3 separate regions of the Homo sapiens genome follow, and all the other regions are linked to region 1. A link is a contact called in ENCODE Hi-C or POLR2A ChIA-PET data. All regions are on one chromosome and are shown on one strand. Each heading gives the region's core, a stretch centred on a gene start or an enhancer-like site at or near the end of the contact. The rest is flanking DNA. Distances are from core to core; before and after follow the strand shown.

Evidence for each region. A loop is a pair of places that touch in the nucleus more often than their neighbours do. ChIA-PET counts read pairs that join two places held with the same protein, here RNA polymerase II (POLR2A). Pooled maps may share reads with other maps.
Region 2: a loop to region 1 is called in a pooled map, with 2.6 times the contacts of the local background. The contact joins two enhancer-like sites. A Hi-C loop is called at or near these places in 1 of 168 maps with a recorded cell type or tissue (naive thymus-derived CD4-positive, alpha-beta T cell), 1 of 37 single-sample maps with no recorded cell type and 7 of 50 pooled maps. POLR2A ChIA-PET finds 5 or more read pairs at or near these places in 4 of 52 experiments (activated CD4-positive, alpha-beta T cell, activated CD4-positive, alpha-beta memory T cell, activated CD8-positive, alpha-beta memory T cell and 1 more).
Region 3: a map with no recorded cell type shows a loop between it and region 1 (6-fold over the local background). The contact joins two enhancer-like sites. A Hi-C loop is called at or near these places in 13 of 37 single-sample maps with no recorded cell type and 14 of 50 pooled maps. POLR2A ChIA-PET finds 5 or more read pairs at or near these places in 16 of 52 experiments (CD4-positive, alpha-beta memory T cell, GM10248, GM12878 and 9 more).

The regions. Positions count from the first base shown.
Region 1 is chr1:92,457,682-92,462,552 of GRCh38, reverse strand. No RefSeq gene overlaps it. Among named protein-coding and RNA genes, the nearest start is that of GFI1, 27 kb to the left of the region's middle. Within about 2 kb of position 2,357, at least 2 of the 41 ENCODE cell types and tissues checked have a DNase peak (open chromatin) inside an H3K27ac peak, as active enhancers do.
Region 2 is chr1:92,363,948-92,368,818 of GRCh38, reverse strand. All of the region lies in intron 11 of RPAP2 (RNA polymerase II associated protein 2), which reads right to left. It also overlaps a transcript of GLMN not described here. Among named protein-coding and RNA genes, the nearest start is that of RPAP2, 67 kb to the right of the region's middle. RefSeq lists an enhancer at 3,061-3,110. Within about 2 kb of position 2,963, at least 2 of the 41 ENCODE cell types and tissues checked have a DNase peak (open chromatin) inside an H3K27ac peak, as active enhancers do.
Region 3 is chr1:92,535,369-92,540,239 of GRCh38, reverse strand. All of the region lies in intron 19 of EVI5 (ecotropic viral integration site 5), which reads left to right. Among named protein-coding and RNA genes, the nearest start is that of GFI1, 51 kb to the right of the region's middle. Within about 2 kb of position 2,084, at least 5 of the 41 ENCODE cell types and tissues checked have a DNase peak (open chromatin) inside an H3K27ac peak, as active enhancers do.

The DNA.
Region 1 (4,871 bases), core at 1,108-3,607:
GTAATCCCAGCACTTTGGGAGGCTGAGGCGAACAGATCACTTGAAGTTAGGAGTTCGAGACCAGCCTGGCCAACATGGTGAAACCCCGTCTCTACTAAAAATACAAAGCCAGGCATGGTGGCACATGCCTGTAATCCCAGCTACTTGGGAGGCTGAGGCAGGAGAATTGTTTGAACCTGGGAGGTTGAGTTTGCAGTGAGCTGAGACTGTGCCATTGCACTCCAGCCTGGGTGACAGAGCGAGACTCCGTCTCAAAAAAAAAAAAAAAAAAAAAGAATTTTATCAATACAGTTGATTCTACCTGTATACTCCTGCCCTGGCCCATTCCCCAGCCTCACTTTTTATTACTTCTTTTATTTCTGTACTTTTTTTTTTTTCAATAAGAGTGGAAAGACCTGAAATGTTTTGTGACTTAAAAAAAATAGTTCTAGTTCTCTCCACAAATTTTGAAATAATAAGCATGATTGCCATGGCAGACAACCCTACCCACCTAAACCTTTGCTTCCCGTACACTTAAATATAGGCTACAATTATTACTTCTCTATTTAGAGATTATTGTGGTTTCAGTTTTCATTGTGTCCTTGTGGGGTTTGCCTCTTTGGGTTGCCATTATAAATGTCTCTTTTATTCCCCCATGTGGTCACTTTCTTAAATACCTTGTTTAGCACATCTTAAATGGAGTGTGGTTTGACTGTGGTATCTGCCAACCTTAGGGATATTCTACTACTTTTGTTCCCTTCCAATTATAGAAAACATGTGATAATAATTTCGCTTTTGTGAACTGTCGGGGAAGGGAAGAGATCATACATATCTTAAACACCTATTATGTGTCAAGCGTTTTGCCAATATTTTCCCAATTTAACATTCCTGTTAGATGATTGTCATTACATCTGTATTATGCATGAGAAAACTGAAACTCAGAGAGGTACTAAATGGTGAAGACAAGATTTGAATCAGGTCTTCTGGGCATGTGATCGTGAAAAGGCATGAGATGTGTGGACAAGTTCAGCCTCATGAGGATCAGGCAGTCTCTTTCCTAGATATCTGGTTCTTCTGCTTTTCTCCCTACCCCTAATCTACTCCTAACTGAAATAAGGGGTTTCAAGTGGAAATGCTAATACTTATCCTATTCACTTCACAGGAGGTGTTATGGGATTTGGTGAGGCAATACTTTAAATTTCAGAGAACAGATACTATAGTCGTCAAAGGCATTATTTATGCTATTTTCTGATAGGCAGTGAGTTGACATTTTCTTCTGTATTACTATTGTTTGTGGAGGCTGGCAAAGCTGAACACCTCTAATTCAGACATCATCCCAAACCTCAGGCCACCCTGTTCTCTCATTTTCATTTACCAAATCTGCTTACACAGACTCCAACTTGTGTATTTTCCCCTCTCCTACTCCTTTAAGTCCTCTCACCAACAGGAGACAAAGACAGCACTCTGGGGATGAAGGCCCAGAAACTAGACTCCTAGCACACAAACTTAATAATAAGCTCATGAAACTTTTAATAGTATTTAAAATAGTATTAAAATTTGTATCAATAAATATAAAAATAGATTAATTCATCAGAGAGTTCCAAGGTGTACCCAGCAAGGAAATAACTTTTAAATATAGAGTGATAGGGTCAAGCACAGTGACTCATGCTTGTTATCACAGCACTGTGGGAGGCTGAGGCAGGAGGATTGCTTGAGCCTAGGAGTTGGAGGTTATAGTGAGCTATGATTGCACCACTGCACTCCAGCCTGGGCAACAGAGGGAGACCCTGTCTATAAGTCAAGAAATAAATACAGAATGATGGTTACAACTTTGGGAGCATTTCACAAATGGAAAAACTTGTGTATAATAAGTGGCTCTAGGGCCGGGCACAGTAATTCCAGCACTTTGGGGGGCCAAGGTGGGTGGATCACTTGAGGTCAGGAGTTTGAGACCAGCCTGGCCAACACTGCGAAACCCCATCTCTACTAAAAATACAAAAAAAAAAAAATTAGGTGGGCGTGGTGGCACATACTTGTAAGCCCAGCTACTTGGGACTGAGGCAGGAGGATCACTCAAACCCAGGAGGTGGAGGTTGCAGTGAGCTGAGATGGTGCCACTGTACTCTAGCCTGGGTGACAGCAAGACTCCATCTCAACAACAACAACAAAAAAAAGTTGGGGGGGGCACCTAACAATGTCCATTCCTGACTTATTTATTTGGTCAAAGGATGTGAATATTTTTAAATGATTATTCTTCTCCAGCTTCTCCCTTTGCCTCTGCTATTAGGTTGGTTTCCTTCAACAGCCTGACGATTGGTCATGGCAAAGAGAAACTGTGCGTGTTAGCATTCTGAGAGTGGTTTGGAGATTTACTCCCACTAAGTTGATAAACTTCCTCCTTCTTAACGGTTTTCTAGACTCTAATCCTAATCATTGCCTTCTTTCCAAATTCTCCACGAGTGTTGCTCAGGAAGCACAAGTAGCTGTAAACCACAGAGGCTGGTTCTTACCAACTGTTGGATTCAACCTGTAGCAAACTGGACAGAGCACAGCCTGTCCTTTCAAGAGCCCAGAGCAACTCCTAAGTGAAGAAAGAGAACTCAACTTGTATTGTGTAAATTTTACCCAGAACAGTCTCAGGAAGTATCACAGCTTCCTGATTGCAAACCTAGATAAAGTCTAAGGCCACAGCTGCTAAGGACAAAAGCCACCAACCCCCCAAAATGAAGAAAATGACATCCAAAGTCTGTATTTGAGAGAAAGTCCTATTAGATACGTGAGGGTGTAAAAGACAATTCAGATGAAGGAACTGGTTTTGTGTCTCAAGCAAACAAAGGTCACCTTTGGAAATAATAGAGAACAAGGGAGATCTGAGAGTTCTGACTGCCAGTATCATGAAGTCGGTTTCTGCACGATTATTTCATTATAGATTAAACCTGAATCTGATTAAACCTATCATGGATATGGAGTGAGCTGATGGGAGCCCATGTGTTGGAACTCTGAAGTGGAAAGACTTACCCCATAAAATCTTTTCTCTGCTTACCTTGCTTTCAGTGCCTCCTCTAAAATATGAAAGCCACTGTGTTCCATCAATATTAAGAAAAACATCTCTGTGGCTTAAAAAGTAGATCAGGCCTGGGTGCAGTGGCTCATGCCTGTAATCCCAGCACTTTGGGAGGCCGAGGCAGGCGGATCACCTGAGGTCAGGAGTTCAAGACCAGCCTGGCCAACATGGTGAAACCCCGTCTCTACAAAAATACAAAAAAAAAAAAATTAGCCGGGAATGATGGCAGGTGCCTGTAATCACAGCTACTGGGAGGGTGAGGTGGGAGAATCGCTTGAACCTGGGAGGCGGAGGTTGCAGTGAGCCAAGATCATACCATTGCACTCCAGCCTGGGCAACAGAGTGAGACTTCGTCTCAAAAATAAATAAATAAATAAATAAATAAAAAGAAAAGTAGATCAAGATTGATTGCAAAGAGCAGAATTCAAATTCCTTTGCTGACTAGTTGCATGCCTTTGGACAATTTAATCCTAGTTGCTTTATCTGTTGGGAATACATGGGAAGAATAATTCCTACTTGTAGGGTTATTGTGAGGATTGCAGATACCTGCAAGATGCCAGGCCCAGAGGAAACAACCAACATATAATAGTTATTATCCTATTATTCTTAATCAATGACTTTGAAATGTAACAGGGCTGGCCAGGAGCAGTGCCTCACACCTGTAATCCTAGCATTTTGGGAGGCCAAGGCGGGTGGATCACCTGAGGTCAGGAGTTCGAGACCAGCCTGGCCAACATGGTGAAACCCTGTCTTCTACTAAAAATACAAGAATTAGCTGGGCGTAGTGGCGCATGCCTGTAATCCCAGCTACTCGGGAGGCTGAGGAAGGAGAATCGCTTGAACCCAGGAGGTGGAGGTTGCAGTGAGGCGAGATGGAGCCACTGCACCTCAACCTGGGTGACACAGTGAAACTCTGTCTCAAAAAAAAGAAAAAAGAAAAAGAAGTGTAACAGGGCTGGAAACTCCCATTTCTGGCAGTATCATAGATTAGATATCCTGAATAACTCTGTAGATTAAAACAACCAAAATTCTGGGTAAACTATTCTTACATAATTATAAATAAATCACTGATCTGTCACCAAAATAAGGAATTTGTTGATTTCAGAAACAGTAGTGAAAGTAGGAAATCTGGTCGGGGAAGCAGGGTTTTTTCAAATTCTGGAGAGTCCTTCCTTCTTTGAGGCTGCATGAAGCTGTATGAAGAAGGCACAGAATCAGGAGTTAAAGCTTAGGGCTGACTAAGGTGGAGAATCTTAGGAAACTCACCCCTCTATACCCTCAGTGTAAGGATGAATAGGAAGTCACTCTGCACAGAAGGAGATAATGAAGAAATGCCTATTTCCACCTTGGCGCTGGTGGAGGGGTTGGAAATCTTCCCTAACAGTTCGTAAAGCAAGTTGGCCTTCGTGTGTGTTTGTGAGAATTCAGTCTAAAATTTTAAACTAACTATAGTTCAACTATAGTCCCAGATTGGTAGCACCTGGGGCAATTGATAGAAACAAAAACAAATTTCTCTGGAAGGATTTAACTGTAATCCAGACCTTAAAGAATTCCTACAGGTTAAGTTCCAAGGAGAACAGGCAGCTTATATTTTTTTTTTTAAAAAATCACAAGACGTATAATGATGTAAGCAAGACACCATAAATGAGAATCAATATAAACAAATTTCAGCAAATATAGACTCACAAATATTTCAGATGTTGGAAAACAGATATGAAATAATCTATTATGTTTAAAGAGAAAAAATAAGTGCTTAAAAATATGAGCAGAGAATAATGACAATAAAGAATGGCCACAGAGGGCCAGGCATGGTGGCTCACACCTGTAA
Region 2 (4,871 bases), core at 1,714-4,213, 94 kb after region 1:
TAGCTGACTGCTCCACATATGCTACACATCAAAAGGAAAGAATGTAAATCAGGTTAGGACAAGTACCCTCCATTTGTTATTACTGAGCTATCAAACAACATCTGGTTAACAGGAATTATTATATACAGTAGTAAGAAGAGTTTCCAAGTTTGGGCAAGATAACTGAATCAAGAGAGAGATTTTTAATTAAAAGTTGGCATTTTTATTAAAACCTTCTATCCAAGGATTTAGAGCTGTACAAACTCTTGACTAAACCTCAGAAGTAAGGTACCCATAATTTTGGAAGTCACCAGTTTGTATTCTGTCAACAGAAAAATATATATAAAGAGTTAAAGTTGTGGTTTATTGAGCAAGTAGAGCTAAACTGATGAATCTCTATGTTTTTTATCTCGTGGAGTACAATAAAAGTCAGTAACGAACTTGGATTTTTTTCTTTTTTTGAGACAGAGTCTTGCTCTGTCGCCCAGGCTAGAGTGCAGTGGCACGATCTCGGCTCACTGCAACTTCTGCCTCCTGGGTTCAGGCGATTCTCCTGCCTCAGCCTCCCGAGTAGCTGGCATTACAGGTGCCCACCACCACGCCTAGCTAATTTATGTATTTTTATTAGAGATGGGGTTTCAGCGTGTTGGCCAGGCTGGTCTCAAACTCCTGACCTTGTGACCCACTGTGGCCAGCCATGAACTTGGATTTTTAAGTGGCCTTCCCCATTCTGGTCCCTATTGTCTTGCTCACTGCACTCATACTGAACCACTGGAAACTCCATATTGTAGCTCCACAATCTGAATTATCCTTTCCTGAATAATCCTAGGTGATACGTGTGAAGATCACATCAGGCACCTTCCTAAAATGATATAGCACAGATAGCTGCAAACCTGACTTTCAAAACTGGACAGAAGTAATAACTCTCTCATAGAAGGATTTTCCTGAGCGTTCATAATTTATTTCCAAATTTGCAAAATCAAACGAGTAGGCAGTTATAAAATGACACGGAACAACACTCCTCATACTCCACATAATCTTTCTTACAGAATAAAGAGCTGTGAGAATGTCTATGTGAATAAAATGTCACCAGAAAGCATGCTTCTCTATGGTTTGGGGTTGGAGGAAGGGACAGGAAGTGAAAGGCCACACACTTTTCTGTACCTATCAGATTTGAGAAATTACTGGGTTCATGCAGAGTTCTGCTGCAGTAGGGAGACCTGTTCTGCTGATTACCATGCATAAAGGTGATGAAGATGTAAAGACTGCTAAAAGATAACATTGGGCTGAAAAGAAAATTTTTTTAAACACTCATTCTCTCACCCTTCAGAAGTTAGGGCTGGGAAGGAGAAGGTAGGAAGATTATTTCTGTCAAACAGCCATACCTTCAATGTGTACATGCACAGGCACTATGTTTATCACTTTAACCAATTAAAACAAATGGGTATTATAATACCTGACACTTTGAAGGCTTACAATCAAACAAACGCAAAAGCCGTCTGGGATAGATGAGGCACTAATTAATAATGGGTTGGGTAAGTAAAGAATCTAAAAGAAGAGGTTTAACAGCATAGTCTTATTTTAGGAGGCTATACGGTTATATTTGAGGAAATCACACTTAATTTTCCCAAATGTGTTTTAGGTGCAACCTATCCAGTCACTTTCCTTTTGAGAGCTGAAGTACCTGAAGCTTTGGAGATGGTAAAGGAATTATTGAGGGTCATACTGGCTAAGAAGAGTGCTAAAAGTGGAGACCTTTATCACAAAGGTATCTTGTTTATTTGCTTATCTATCAAGCCCCAATATTTTCTTCCTGCATGGCAGTAACAACTGTCACCTTACCCATATTTTATCTTCTTCTAAAACTTGAGTAGAGATTTCTCCCTTTTCTACAAGAACAAGTGGTAAATGATCAAGGATTAAACCAAAATACCTGTTTGCACACCCATACAATCAAAACTGAAATGAAGAGCTGTGACCAGTAACACCAAGGGTCAAAATGTCACCTATTTCCAGAAATTGCAGGGCTCCATACAAACCCCAGACATTTTGCAAAATGCCTCTCTCAGATACTGAAAAAAAAGTCTGGTATATACTTTCAAAAGGAATTTTATCTGTATGTTAGATAAAATATACAATATATACTGCATGCTCCTTAGCATGAAAGTAATTACAATTTCATGTTTAATATTAACTCTTTCTCTGCCTTGCTTGTTTGTTATTGAGGAAAAGGCAGAAGATTCAACTCCATTAGTGAGACACCGAAAACATCTGTCTCACATGTGGCCCCTGGCTTCCTCCCCAAAGTAACACAATAGCTCCCTGGGCATAGAGAACGAACCTGTCACCCTGTTGAAGAGTTTTTGTTTTTCCATAAAATAACATGGACTGGGCCACATGCATAGGTAACTACTTTGTGGTACTTTGCTAAACTGCTGTTATTGATGTTGTTTTTCAGTAAATATGGTTTTATAATTGATAAGGAAACAAATGCCAAGAGGTCAGAGCTAAATTTAAAATTCAGACACTTTTTTTAAGAGACATGGTCTGGCTCTGTCACCCAGGCTGAGGTGCAGTGGTGCAATCACAGCTCACTGCAGCCTCAAACTCCTGGGCTCAAGCAATCCTTCTACCTCAGCCTCCCAAATAGCCGAGACTACAGGCAAGCACCACCACATCCGGCTAAAACATTCAGATACTTTAAAATGGATGGTGGGAAACTTTCTAAATTGGAGCTAGAGAGCTTCTCCTGAATGCCAGTTCTTTCCTAGTTGTTCCCTTTGTGGCAGGAAAGATCTCAACAACTCAGTCAAACCTAAGAAGCTATCGTGATTTCCAAGTTTGTTAAATTTTTTTTTTATGAGACTGACTTGTTGGTCTTCAACCTTTCTGTGAAGTTGCAGGAAATGTTGAGGCTCAAGTGACTTTCTTAAGGTCATGTAAGTCAGTAAAAGATGAACAAATAACCCCAGAAGTACTCCCACTAGTCTACACTTCTAACCGCTAGACCACACAAGTTCACATGTCTGATTCATTTTAAGAACTGAGTAGATCTTACAATTTTCAAAGACCCACTTGGATATACTCTTCAAATAATTTTTGAAATCTGTCATAACCAAATAAAACGTACAAATGAAAACCAACAGTTTTGCTGTTTCTAATTCACCCTTCCTTTGTGATAGTCAAGAGGAACCTTTCAAACTATTAACGATTTTAGAAAAAAGGTTAAGTACCTCTAACCAAGCAAATCCTGGTATATGCAGCTAAGTCAACTGATTTAGCACTTCTCTACTTAGCACACCAATGTGCACTAGAATTAAGACAGTGGTTCTCAATTCTGCCTGCACAAATTAGAATCACTTGGGGAACTTAAAAAATTCTTATGCCCATGCCCCACCCAAGACCAATGAATCAAAATCTTTGAATCAGCCATTAGTATTTTTTTAAAACCTCCCCATGTAATTCTAATGTATAGCCAGTATTGAAAACAACTGATGTGAAGCTGTGTTAAAGTTCTGAATTGAATAAATTTGTGTAGTTCTGTTTATTTGTTATACTTGTTAACTACACTTTTGGAAGAAATCGGATAGTAAAGAAAATGAGATTTTTATATAAATGTGTAACAAAGCAGAAGGGCCCAATGAGAGGTCTTACTTAAGGGGGTTTATACAAGGGAGGTATTATTTCTGACTGTGGGGTGTTAAGGAAGGCTTCTAAGGAGTTGGTAACATTTGAACTGGATCTTGAAGGCTAGAATAGGCAGATATGAAAAGAAAATAAGTTTCAAGCATAGGTCAAGTCCTATTGAAGATGATTGTGGGGGAAACAGTCAGTGGACATAATGTGAAGACATAAAAGGGAAATAAGGTGAATAGGTAAGTTGGGGCCACTTCTGAAGGGCCTTGAATTTCATGCAAAATTATCTGGTAGGAGCTGGGAAGTCACTAAGTTGCTGAACAAAGGCCTGCCTTGATCAGAGTTAAGCTTCAGTGAGATGATTTTTAAAGCTAGAGGGAAGGATGGACTAGTTGAATGAAGAGACACACGGCAAGGAGACCTGCTTGGGAGGGCTATAATTGCAGCAGTCTAGGCAAGTAATGAAGGCCTAATGTGGGTTAGTAGCAGTGGCAATGGAGAAAGCTAACTGTATACAGAACTAAAAGGACTTAGCAATTGATTAGATATGAGAGATAAAGAGAAGCACAATTCTGGGTAATTAGGAGGATACCAATGCCACCAAAAGGGGCCATTTGAAAGGCAAAATGACTTAATCTCAAATTTGAGAGTTTGAAATGCTTGGGAGATATCCAAATGAAGGTGCCCAGCAAAAAATAAAAAAAAATTTGGTCTACGATTTAGGAGAGATGTCAGAGCTGAAGATACCATTTTGGGGGGAGAAACACAAGAATTATTTGATGAGGATGACCAATTTTCTTTCTAGGTAACTCTACTTTTCTTCCTTATATTTGTCTTGATTTTTTGAACTATTATCTCATTAGTACTCTTCCAAACCTCTTGCATCCTTGCTTTAGCTTTTCTACCTAGCAAAACCTACACCCTGAGATAAATGTTGCAATCTGCTTTCTCCATACCTATAATAGATGGCTGGAAACTACTGGTGGTATGGAGATATGGGGAAGAAGGGAACCCTGAAGGTCGATACCACTACAAATCCATGATCTGTAGCCTCATCTGGATACTTAATGTCACTTGTCAATTTTCTCTCACCCTGAATTAGCTCCTTTTCTGGATCCTCTCAATGACTACTCCATTATCATTACAGTTGACCCCTGAGCAATGCAGGCATTAGGGACACTGACCCCCTCCCCCATGCAGTTGAAAATCTGTATATAACTTTTGACTCCCCAAAACTTAACTATAAATAGCCTACT
Region 3 (4,871 bases), core at 835-3,334, 78 kb before region 1:
CATAGAGTTGCTATATGACCTAGCAGTTCCACTCCTGGGTATATACCCAAGTAACATGAAAACATGTCTACACTAAGACATCTGCATAAATGTTCATAGCAGCATTATTAATAATATTTAGAGAGTAGAAACAACTCAGATGTCAATCATCTGATGACTGGATAAATAAAATGTGGTATATCCATATGATCAATTATGAGGCAATAAAAGGAATCAAGTGCTGACACATGCCACAACATGGATGATAAATTTTTCAAAAATCAGTCACAGAAGGCCACATATTGTATGATTTCATTTATATGTCCAGAATAGATAAATTTATAGAGAAAGAAAGTAGATTAGTGGTTCCTTGGGGTTGGAGGGGAAGAGAGGGGTTTTAAGGGATGACAGCTAAGAGGTGTGTGGTTTATTTATGGCATGATAAAAATATTCTAGGATTGGTTGTGGTGATGGTTGCACAACTCTATGCATATACTAAAAGCCATCAAATTGTACACTCTAAATGGGTAAATTGTATGGAAGGCAAGTTATATCTCAAGGTCATTTTAAAAATTCATAGTCTTTCTCTTCTGGACAGTTTCCTAACCTGGGGCCCATGGATGGGGTCTATTAAAGTATTTACAAATATTTTATGTATAAACATAGGCGGATCTTTGGGAGAATGGGTTCAAGATTTTTTTTTTTTTTTTTTTTTTTTGAGATGGAGTCTAGCTCTGTCGCCCAGGCTGCAGCACAGTGGCATGATCTCGTCTCACTACTAGTTCCGCCTCCCGGGTTCCCGCCATCCTCCAGCCTCACCCTCCCAAGTAGCTGGGACTACAGGCGCCCGCCACTACACCCGGCTAATTTTTTATATTTTTAGTAGAGACGGGGTTTCACCAGTGTTAGCCAGGATGGTCTCCATCTCCTGACCTCGTGATCCGCCCGCCTCGGCCTCCCAAAGTGTTGGGATTATAGGCGTGAGCCACTGCGCCCGGCCGGGTTCAAGATTTTTTCAGATTTCTTGAGTGATTTGACACCTAAAAAAAAGTTTTCCTCCATCCCTCAATTATCTTGTGGGAGATATTGGGGGAATTAAGTAAATTAATGCTGGAAAAGCACTTAAAACAGAGCCTGGGACATAGTAAGGGCTAAATAAGTGCTCTTATTGTTCCAGCTATACCACAAAATACTTATGTAGTCACAGTGTGATATTATAAAGGATTAGATAAAATCTAATGACACTACTCCACTGCCTCAGTGACTCACCCATAACCTTCGTGATAAGTTCTAATTCTTTAACATGGCATAAGATTCTTCATAGTTTAGCCCCAGCTTTCTTTCAAGTTTCATCTCTCACCTCTCATTTTGAGACCTATATCCAGCCACACCAAACCACTTGCAGTTTCCTAACACATAATACATTCTCTGGCCTTAGGCTTTTCCCCATGCCACCTGTGCCTGATTTCTCCTCCCTCCACCTCTGCTCATCCTTACAGACCCAACTCGAACATCATCATCTTCCTCCTTCCCTAAGAATTCTCCCTTCTAGCCAGTGTATTGCTTCTCCTGTGGGTTTACTTAACAGTGTGCCACCTTGGAATCAGCTGTTTAGTTTTTTTGTCTTGCCCTTCAGATTTTTAACTGAGGGCAGGAGCCTTGTCATTTGTCTTTGCCTTTCCAGCATCACAACACTTGTCACCTAAACACTAGGTGCATATTTGGTTAATTGATTGATGGACTGAAAAAACACATGATATAGCTTTAGAGAACAAGAATTTCCTCTGAACAGAATCCAATCCAAATAGAAAAGAAGTACTTCATTTTCATGAGGGTGTTTTGCTAAAGGTTTGAATTTTTAAATGCTTCATTTTGCTGAAGGTTAAATCAAAGGAAATCTACATGGTACTTTGATGTAGCTTTAAAAGTTCAGAGTGAAACAAGTGTGAAGTGATTTATTTCCTGTAATTGGTCATAAATTTACATAGAACCTCACATATTCGTAGCCTCATCAGCGTTGACCTTAGAGTACCTTCTAAATAATGTTAATGGTTTCAATTTTATCAAGATGTGTCAGCTGCCAGGAAGAAGACATTCAGTGGCAGTTTCATTTTGTTTGCCCACAATACTGAATACATCTAAGTATGCACTGTAGAAAGACTAAGAATTCTCTGTAAATGACTCCCCCTCTCTTCTTCTCAGGTAAAAAGTGTGCAGTTGTAAGTTTCTTCTATTCCAAACTTTCCTTTCCTTTCTACCTTTTTTACTTATTAATGTGGGTGCATGTTTTTTCCTTCTAAAAACGTCAGCTTTAACTATTGCATTATATACAGTTTTACATGAAATCTACAATTTTTTCATTCTAAATTTTATATTTTTTATGATTTACTTAGCTTAAAACCAAAAACATTTTCAGCATTATGTACCTAGTATTATTTCAATAAAATTCTTGAATTTTTTTTAGTTTTTTTTTTTTAAGTACTGTAGATTAGAATTTTGGCTCTTGTCTGTGTAATAAAGTAATGAAGAAATCATGACCTCCAGTCGATCACTTTTACTGATTTCCTGTTCTGATTCTCTGGAAATCATTTTGTTTGTGTGGTTATTACTAGTCTAACCTTTGTCATGTTTACAATTCAGTGTTTAAAGAAGCTGATAATTGAGAATAAATTTTGCATATCATCTCCCATTACATTTATTTTAGATTTTGAAAACAGAAAACTATTAAAGGTATTCTATAAGGAATCCAACAAAATTACTGACCAAACTCTGAGGATGGAAAAAAAAGTAAAGCCTCTAGAACTTAGAAATACAAACTATGTGATTATTAGATCTTTCCATGAAAAGTAAAATACATTGTTATTTAAAATTGTATATATTACATATCACTTACAGAAATGCTACATTTAGCTCAAAAAGCTATAGCTCTTTGTTTTATAAAGATTAATTATACAAACTCAAATGTACGAATAGGAGCTTTTATAATCTGATATGACTCAGTCTTGGAAACTTACTGCAACTGTTTTGCAGTTCACTTGGTGTCACATGATTCACTTCAATGGTTTAAACCCTGTCTAGTAGTGATCAAAGTTCATTTGGTTAGGGGTTTTTTTTGGTGTGTGGATGACTTTTTTCCACTTTGTTGTGGATTGATTGTCTTTCAAAATACCCAATGCAGCCCTTCCTCTTATTCTTTTGAATCTCAGAAAGTGGTAGTTGTCTGCACAGTGCAACCTCCAGTCACACACAGGGGAAATTTTTTTTAAGTTGAAATAATATGCATGAAAGCACTTTTAACTGTAAAGCATTATATAATTATAAGATTGTATTATTAATTCCATTACCCCAATGTTAAAATTGAAGGATAACTTGTTACGTCTCTTTAAAACCAAGTGTAAAAAAAAATCAACTGTAATTTTTTAAGTTACCAGTGTCCTATGATGTGCTAAAAGAAAGCAGACACACAGCACATTGTCTCCTCTAGCCACACAGACACTTGCCCAGGTGATCATATTTTCTCGGCACAGATTTCTTTATCACTTATAAAGAACCTACATTTAAAGACTACAAAACTCTAAAACCATGACACTTCTCTATTTCACAAAAGAAATTTCTGTCTTAATATCTACTGGTTTAGCCAATAAAGTAGACTAATGAAAAATTTAAAAATACTTATGTATCCTTAATGATGATGAAGTCCTTTGGGGCTTCAGAATATTCATCTTTACAGGTTATCCCTGCTGTAGAATTTCAATGATAACTTGCGTGGAATAGCTGTAATCTTTTATAAATAGTGTTTTTTTAGTGTTTGAATTTTTACTATCATACAGTAAGAAACTCTGCTGTTTCCTGTCAAAACCTTTCATCAGACTATGAACATGACAGTTTCCTGTTTTCTTATTAACTATACTGCATTTTTATGCTTTATTCTTTGTAAATTGTATAATAACTTATCGCTTTCCTTTTCTCATTACTAAATGTTTTTGGGGGACCAGCATTGTTTAATACACACAGAGAAATTCTAAAATCCGATCTCTTTATTGATAATGCAAAGTTAAGATTCCATTAAAGTAGATTTAGATGTTATAAAAAAAGATTTTGTTAACTATTAAACTTGTGCTGAGTGTGTCAGATGTCTTAAATATTATTTAAATAAATTCTACATGTTTTTACTTTTTATACTTTGTCTCTTAATGCATAACATGATGAAGCAGTCCACATCAGGTAAGAACGAATATGTTATTTGGGTCTTGTATTGTTAGTACTCCCATCTGTCTGCTTATTAATGTTCTCCTTCAGCATTTAAAAGGGTGGGATAAATAATTAGTACCTAGGGCTTTTTCTTTTTTTTTATTATACTGTAAGTTCTGGGGTACGTGTGCAGAACGTGCAGGTTTGTTACATAGGTATACACGTGCCATGGTGGTTTGCTGCACCCATCAACCCGTCATCTACATTAGGTATTTCTCCTAATGCTATCCCTCCCCTAGCCCCCCACCCCACGACAGGCCCCGGTGTGTGATGTTCCTCTCCCTGTGTCCATGTGTTCTCATTGTTCAACTCCCACTTAAGAATGAGAACATGCAGTGTTTGGTTTTTCTGTTTTTCTGTTAGTTTGCTGATAATGATGGTTTCCAACTCCATCCATATCCCTGCAAAGGACATGAACTCATTTTTTTTTATGGCTGCAAGGTATTCCATGGTGTATATGTGCCACATTTTCTTGATCCAGTCTATCATTGATGGGCATTTGGGTTGGTTCCAAGTCTTTGCTATCATGAACAGTGCCGCAGTAAACATGTGTGTGCATGTGTCTTTATAGTAGAATGATTTATAATCCTTTGGGTATATACCCAGTAAGGGGATTGCTGGGTCAAATGGTATTTCTAGTT